2 separate regions of the Homo sapiens genome follow, and region 2 is linked to region 1. Evidence: chromatin contacts called from ENCODE Hi-C or POLR2A ChIA-PET data. All regions are on one chromosome and are shown on one strand. Each heading gives the region's core, a stretch centred on a gene start or an enhancer-like site at or near the end of the contact. The rest is flanking DNA. Distances are from core to core; before and after follow the strand shown.

Region 1 (3,782 bases), core at 525-3,024:
CCTTTATCAGTTGCAATGACTGTTCAGACATGGACAGTAAATTGGTGTGGCTTTTCTATTACCGTGGTTTGGGGAAGAGAAGGAATAGAAATCTTCAGATTTTCATTATTATTATTTTTTTCTGACCTTGAGCATAATCTTAAGTTATAGGAAAAATTTTATCTTCAATGTGTTTTATCAAAAACATACCTCCTTAATGATTATTAACCCACAATTAAAAGCCGTAAGTGGACCATCCTGGCTAACACGGTGAAACCCTGTCTCTACTAAATATACAAAAAAATTAGCCGGGCATGGTGGCGGGCACCTGTAGTCCCAGCTACTCGGGAGGCTGAGGCAGGAGAATGGCATGAACCCAGGAGGTGGAGCTTGCAGTGAGCCAAGATCGTGCCACTGCACTCCAGCCTGGGTGACAGAGAGAGACTCCATCTCAAAAAAAAAAAAAAAAAAAAGCCCTAAGTTAAGTACTCTATGATGTTATCGTCACATGCTTTTAAAATTGTCTGCATCCTTCCCAGCATGCAAACTGCTTTTCTTGTTGTTTTGTCCTCAAGAAGCAAACTCATCAGGACATAGGATTGGAGCCTGGCTGAGTGACTAGTATGCACCTGTTTATAGAGGAAGTTCCTGGAAAACATTCATGTTTGTATTATTTAAAAATTACTGCACCAGAAATTAACTCAGAGAATGACCACTGGTCATCATTTCTTATGATTCAGGGTGTGTAGGGGAAGGGAGCAGGATGTTTGATGCCGTGTTGTGGCCGCACACTCTGTGGAGACTCGGGACCCTGAGCTTGCCGGGAAGGCTCTGGGCTGGGCTGTGTCCGGCGGCCTCTCTCTAACTCCTCGGTGCCCTGCCTCCCATGCCCTGCAGTCAGGAACTGCTGGACCCAAGACTCGAACCCACTGCCTCTGACCTTGAGTCGGGTACTCTCTTCATTTTACCAAATGTAGAGCAACAACGTGTACATTGAATTAAAACTTTGATATCCGAAACACGGATAGAATTGCAGAGTTCATTGGAAGCTTCGCATCCGAAAGACAAAATCGTGTAATTTTAGGAACCTGAGTGCTTGTAATAAAACGACTGCAATTTATTAGCTCTGTGGCCTTTACCAACTCACGTGACCTTTCCAAATCTTTTTTTTTCTTTGTAAACCAGAGACAATTACGCCGTCCACCTTGTGAGTCTGCTGTACAGATGACCTGAGATGTTCCTATCAAAGTGCTTAGCTCAGGCTAGGAGCTGAATTCTCCTTTCCCGGTCATTTGAGCACAGCCTTGCCCCTAGAGCCCTCAGGCTCAGAGACCCTCCCCCACATCCCATAATTACTTTTAGAAAAACACAGAGACTCACTCATGCTTTCGGGCAGCAGGGAAAAGAGAAGATTCTGGACCTCTTCCCTGACTTCCTACACTGCCTGAAGGTAAAGGCAACGAAGTTATGATGAGAAGCAGCTGAAGTTATGATGAGAAGCAGCTGAAGTTATGATGAGAAGCAGCCGCATCAGACCCAGAACATCTGGCAATTAGAGGCCAGTGGCTAATAGCTCAAGCCTTGCAGAGGCCAGGAATGTGGTTACAAAAGACGGTGCACCTGGGCCCAGCGGGAGCCTTCCAGAAACTGCCGCACAGCCCTCCCCAGCACCCTCCTTCCTGAGTGACTGAGTTCCCCCAGGCATTCCAAACACACCTTTCCTGTCTTTGTGTTTGCTCAGCCTGTCTTCTCCTCCCCTCATCCTTGTTGCTTGAAATATCTCCGTAGCTCCCCATTGCCCACAGCCGGATCCACGGTGACTAATCTCCGGGAAGGCGTCCAGCGTGAGCCGTGAGGCCTGCACCTGCGCCGGACTTCACCACTCACCAGGAGTCTCTGCCCGCCGCCCCCAGCGCGGTTCTCTTCCCTGCTAGACGTAAAGTCCTGGGGACAAGCACAGCCCAGGTGAGCTTTGCTCCACCATCCTTACCTTAACTCGAAATCATGGCTGATTCTGTCCCCGTCCTACTTCGGTAGTGGGGCTCCATGACTTTTTTTTTCTTTTCTTTTCTTTTTTTGAGATGGAGTCTCTCTGTCACCCAGGCTGGAGTGCAGTGGTGGCGCGATCTCTGCTCACTGCAAGCTCCGCCTCCCAGGTTCAAGCGACTTCCTGCCTCAGCCTCCTGAGTAGCTGGGATTACAGGTGCCCACCACCACACCCGGCTAATTTTTGTATTTTTAGTAGAGACGGGGTTTCATCATTTGGACCAGGCTGGTCTCGAACTCCTGACCTCAGGTGATCCGCCTGCCTCGGCCTCCCACCGTGAGCCACCGTGCCCGGCTCCGTGACTTTTTAAGAGGTGAAGATCTTTGCTTATAGCCTGATGGTCACAGAGTCTTTGTATTTTTTGCAAATAGTACACCTGAAGCCGTGAGATTTGGGTGAGCTCCATTCCCGTTAATTGCTATTTGAGCTCAGACAAATTATGTAACTTATTTGAGACTCAATTTTCAGCTATAAAATTGTCAACCTAATAAGAATTTTTTGGCCAGGTGCGGTGGCTCATGCCTGTAATCCCAGCACTTTGGGAGGCCTAGGTTGGAGGATCGCCTGAGCTTGGGAGTATGAGACCAGCCTGGGTAATAAGGTGAAACCCCATCTCTACCAAAAATACAAAAAAAAAAAAAAAATTAACCAGGCGTGGTGGCTTGTGCCTGTAGCCCCAGCTACTCTGGAGGCTGAGGTGGGAGAATTGCTTGAACCCACAAGGAGGAGGTTGTGACAGAGGGAGACTCCGTCTCAAAACAAAAAGAAAAAAAAAGAAAACAGTATATTTTATTTGAACAAAATAAATGTCAGTAAAAAGAAAAAAAATAAAAAGGTTACAGCCGTCTGACCTGCCGGGGGCGGCAGCGGCTTGTTGGGCAGAGTCGCCATGTTGTGCACCCAGATCCCGGCAGGGTCAACCCCTTCCCTGCCAAGAAAGAGCAAGTCCCACCCTCTCAGGGGTCCGAGGGCCACGGCTGTGTCATCTGTGAAGGTAACTGGGGAAAACGGCTCTTCTGGATGCTCCAGAATTGTTTGTCTTATGGACCCTGTGGATAAATACCTCCCTGGTCTCGTGTGTGGAGGTAGCTAGAGCTTTGCCTGGGGCATCGTCGTGCTGTCAGCATGAGTGGGCACTAGAGTAACCTCAGCTCGGTGGTGGAGACTGTAAGCAAGTCCAGATTAGCAATGATCATTCATCTTGCCATCTCTTCCTTCACTTGTTCATTCAGCTACCGGGAGCCCGGCTCTGTGCTCCTAGCTCTGTGACCGAGGTAGATATAAAATAGGCAGAGACTCCATGCAGGTTAGATACAGACTGGCTGGAGACTGTGTACAGTCAATACAGACCAAATATAGGCTAAATATAGGCTATGTATAGACTACATATGGACTATAGACTAGATGGAGACTGGGTATAGCTATACAGGCTTGCAGCCTATATAGCTTAGCTATAGACCAGGTGTAGTTTGGATATTGATTAGATACATACAGATTAGATGTAGACTGCATGTATTAATAGATGAAATATAGAGAAGATATTGACTTGATGAAGACTGGATATAGATGGAAATACACTAGATATGGCCTAGATATAGACTAGATGTAGAGTACATATTGACTAGATACATTAGACTAGACGGACTGAATCTACATGAGATACTGACTAGATATAGACTGGATATAGACTAGATATAGATTAGACTAGATGTAGAGTGGATATTGACTAGATACTTATAGACTAGACGTAGACTGG
Region 2 (3,782 bases), core at 912-3,411, 96 kb before region 1:
CTCAACCATCTATTCTTCTATCTATCCATTAATTTACTCATTCATCCATCTGCCCATTTATTAGTTCATCCATCTGTCCATTCATCCATAACCACTCATCCATCTATTTATCCAGTCATCCACCCACCCATTAATACATTCATTCATCTATTCATTCATTAGTTTATCCATCTTTCCATTCATCCATAACCACACATCCATTTATTCATCATCCATCCCTCCAGCTATCCATCCATTAATGCATTCATTCATTCACCTTTCCATTCATTAGTCCATCTATCTGTTCATTGATTCATAACCACTCATCCATCTATTCTTTCTTCCATTCATTAATTCATTCATCCATCTGTCCATTCATCCATAACTACTCATCCATTTTCCAGTCAGCCATCCATCAATGTATCCATTCATTAGTCCATCTGTCCATTCATCCATAACCACTCATCCATCTATTCATCCATCCATCCATTAATCCATTCATTCATCTGTCCATTCATTAGTCCATCCATCTGTCCATTCATCCATAATCACCCACCTATCTATCCATCCATGATGCGTGCATCCATCCATCCACACATACATCTCTCCATCTAGCTACCCACCCATTCACCCATCCATCCATCCCTCACTACTGGAATCACTGTGAAGTGTCCCACAGTGGTGACAGCAGCAGGCTGTCAGGTGCTTGTGGTCCAGAAGGGGTCAGGCTGTGAGGCACACCGTGCCCTGCAACACTGTGCCCCTGGAGCCACAGCCCTGTCCCTGCTTCCTCGTACCCCCCTCCCATATTTTAAGAATAGTGTTGGAAGCCTAGCTAGAGGGTTATAGAGAAGGAGATAGCTGTGGAAGGAGCCCCACCTGTAGACGCACACCTCTTTTCTCCTAAGTTCAGAATGCACTGATTTTAAAATACAACTTTCTTATATTTTTTGAGGGGAGGTTAGAGAAGCCTCCTTTGCTGGGAAGTTCCTCAGAGTTCTGTGTCTAGCAGTCTTTTTCAACTGGTTATTGAGAAAATAAAGCTCCAAAGAAAATGATTTGGGTGAATATGTTCCCAGTTCTTCTGAGGATCACAGCCAGCTAGAATCTGGATGCTGGGATAACCCATGCATTGCACGCAATGGATTCTGCGTTGAGATTCTCCTGTTCTCAATTTCTCATGGGAGAGGGACTGCCAAGCCACCAGGACTCTGAGGACTCAGTGCCGAGAGAGGAGACTGCGTCAGCATCACAGTCCTGGGGTGAGGGAACGGCCATGCTGGCTGCTGACCGGAATAACCTGAGGTAAAGTGAAGACGTCCACGTGGAGAGCTTTCAAGAGGGACTGCTTTGGCTTAATTTTATTCTTCTTACATGTTCTATTTTGTGTCCGCTCGCTCAGAAACTTCCTGATAGTTCATCTTCAGCCCATCCATTGTCAACACCTCTCGGGTTCATTATTTCTCGCTTAACTCTGTCTTGTGGTATTTTCTCATTTATAAAACTGTCTTATTTAGCACTTTAAAAAGCGTTTCCTCATTCACTCATCAGCTTGGCTTGCCTTTCTCGCCTTCCTAACAAGTGATGTGTATGTGGGAATTCCCCTAGGTTAGATCCCCTTTGAGTCTCTTAGTAACTATTTGGTATAAATATTTCTTGATTCCATTTTATGATTCATTTCCTCAGTGGAGGTCATTAAAGCACAGCCTGATTTGAGGCTTTTATTTATTTATTTATTTATTTTGAGACGGAGTCTCTCTCTGTCTCCCAGGCTGGAGTGCAGTGGCACTGCAAGCTCCACCTCCTGGGTTCACGCCATTCTCCTGCCTCAGTCTCCCAAGTAGCTGGGACTACAGGCGCTCGCCACCAAGCCCGGCTAATTTTTAGTAGAGACGGGGTTTCACTGTGTTAGCCAGTATGGTCTTGATCTCCTGACCTCGTGATCCGCCCGCCTCGGCCTCCCAAAGTGCTGGGATTACAGGCGTGAGCCACCGCACCCGGCCAATTTGAGGCTTTTAGAAAAGCAACAAGCAAAACTCAATCTGTTTCACTAGAGCCTGGAGTCAGTTACTTCCTGGGCTTGGTTTGTGAAGAGGGGCTTCCTGCCTGCTGGTTGGCTGAATCCTGGATGAATGCCCAGTGGGATTAACATGATTCATCCATTTGTTTTGCTCAACTCAAAGAGCACACTGGGTCTTTCTGAACAGGAACCACCTCAATTAACCCGTACCGTTGTTGAAACTATTCCCGTTCAGTTGTTTGAATTCTGACACTTCTAAGTTGGCTTCATCTCAGCTGCCTGCCACATTTGCACCTTCTAAGTGAAGGAGCCCCATCCTCAGCCACGCTGCCTGCCTGCCTGTGATGCTGAATTTTATGTCGACTTGGCTGGGCCACTGCACCCAGATATGTGCTGAGACATTATTCTGGATGTTTCTGTGAAGGGGTTTTTAGAGGACAGTAACATTTAAATCTGGAGACTTTGAGTAGAGCCGACTGTCCTCTGTGGTGTGGGTGGACCTCGTCCAGTTAGTTGAAGGCCTTAACGGAATAAAGGCTGACCTCCCCGGAGCAGGAGGGAATTCCACCAGCAGAGGCGGCTTTTGGACTGGAGCTGCAGCTACCATGCTTCCCCGGGGCTGTAGCATCAGTAAGCGGCCAGCATGAGGACTGCTGTCCTGGGTCAGGCGCCCACCCAGGTCCAACCAGCTGCGGTCCGGGAGGACCAGGTCATGTGACACACATTGCGAACACTGGGTTGGTCAGGGTTCTCCAGAGAAATGGAAACCACAGGATATGTGTACGTGTGTGTGTGTGTGTGTGTGTGTGTGTGAGAGAGAGAGAGAGAGAAAGAGATGCAGAGAGAGAGAGAAAGAGATGCAGAGAGAAAGAGATGCAGAGAGAGAGAAAGAGATGCAGAGAGAGAGAAAGAGATGCAGAGAGAGCTGTATCTGAGAGGCAAAGGTGGTCGGCTGCCTCCCCAGGCTCTGGTCTGGAGCAGGTGGTGTGAGAAAGCGTGGAGCGAGGCACTCCCTGCAGACTCTGGACTTGCCAAGCCACCACCATCTCAGCCAGCTCCTTAAAATACACCTCCCTTCTGCCTCTCTTCTCACCTTCAACCCCACCTCTCTCTCTGCATCCCTCCCTCTCTCTGTGCATCTCTCTCTCTGCATCCCTCCCCTCCCTCTCTCTCTGCATCCCTCCCTCTCTCTGCATCCCTCCCTCTCTCTGTGCATCTCTCTCTCTCTGCATCCCTCCCTCCCTCTCTCTCTCTCTGCATCCCTCCCTCTCTCTCTCTCTCTCTGCATCCCTCCCTCCCTCTCTCTCTCTCTGCATCCCTCCCTCTCTCTGCATCCCTCCCTCTCTCTGTGCATCTCTCTCTCTCTGCATCCCTCCCTCCCTCTCTCTCTCTCTGCATTCTTCCCTCCCTCTCTCTCTGCATCCCTCCCTCCCTCTCTCTCTGCATCCCTCCCTCCCTCTCTCTCTGCATCCCTCCCTCCCTCTCTCTCTCTCTGCATCCCTCCCTCTCTCTCTCTCTCTCTCTACATCCCTCCCCTCCCTCTCTCTCTGCATCCCTCCCTCTCTCTGTGCATCTCCCTCTCTCTGCATCCCTCCCTCTCTCTCTCTCCCTCTCTGCATCCCTCCCTCCCTCTCTCTCTGAATCTCCCTCCCTCTCTCTCTTTCACACACACACACACACACACACACACACACACACACACAATGCACGCATGTACACACATCCTGTGGTCTCCATTTCTCTGGAGAACCCTGACCAATCCAGTGTTCACGATGTGTGTCAC

Evidence for each region. Hi-C counts contacts between places; a loop is a spot of excess contacts on that map. ChIA-PET counts read pairs that join two places held with the same protein, here RNA polymerase II (POLR2A). Pooled maps may share reads with other maps.
Region 2: a map of endothelial cell of umbilical vein shows a loop between it and region 1 (6-fold over the local background). The contact joins the enhancer-like site here to the promoter of LALTOP in region 1. A Hi-C loop is called at or near these places in 2 of 168 maps with a recorded cell type or tissue (PC-3 and endothelial cell of umbilical vein) and 2 of 50 pooled maps. POLR2A ChIA-PET finds 5 or more read pairs at or near these places in 5 of 52 experiments (H1, MCF 10A, PC-3 and 1 more).

The regions. Positions count from the first base shown.
Region 1 is chr2:1,623,411-1,627,192 of GRCh38, reverse strand. LALTOP (lung cancer associated lncRNA targeting TOP2A) reads left to right here and starts at 1,774. Exons shown (of 7, transcript NR_198949.1): 1 at 1,774-1,944. RefSeq lists an enhancer at 1,109-1,938.
Region 2 is chr2:1,719,755-1,723,536 of GRCh38, reverse strand. All of the region lies in intron 1 of PXDN (peroxidasin), which reads left to right. Among named protein-coding and RNA genes, the nearest start is that of PXDN, 23 kb to the left of the region's middle. Within about 2 kb of position 2,161, at least 18 of the 41 ENCODE cell types and tissues checked have a DNase peak (open chromatin) inside an H3K27ac peak, as active enhancers do; they include PC-3 and endothelial cell of umbilical vein, where a contact is called at or near this core.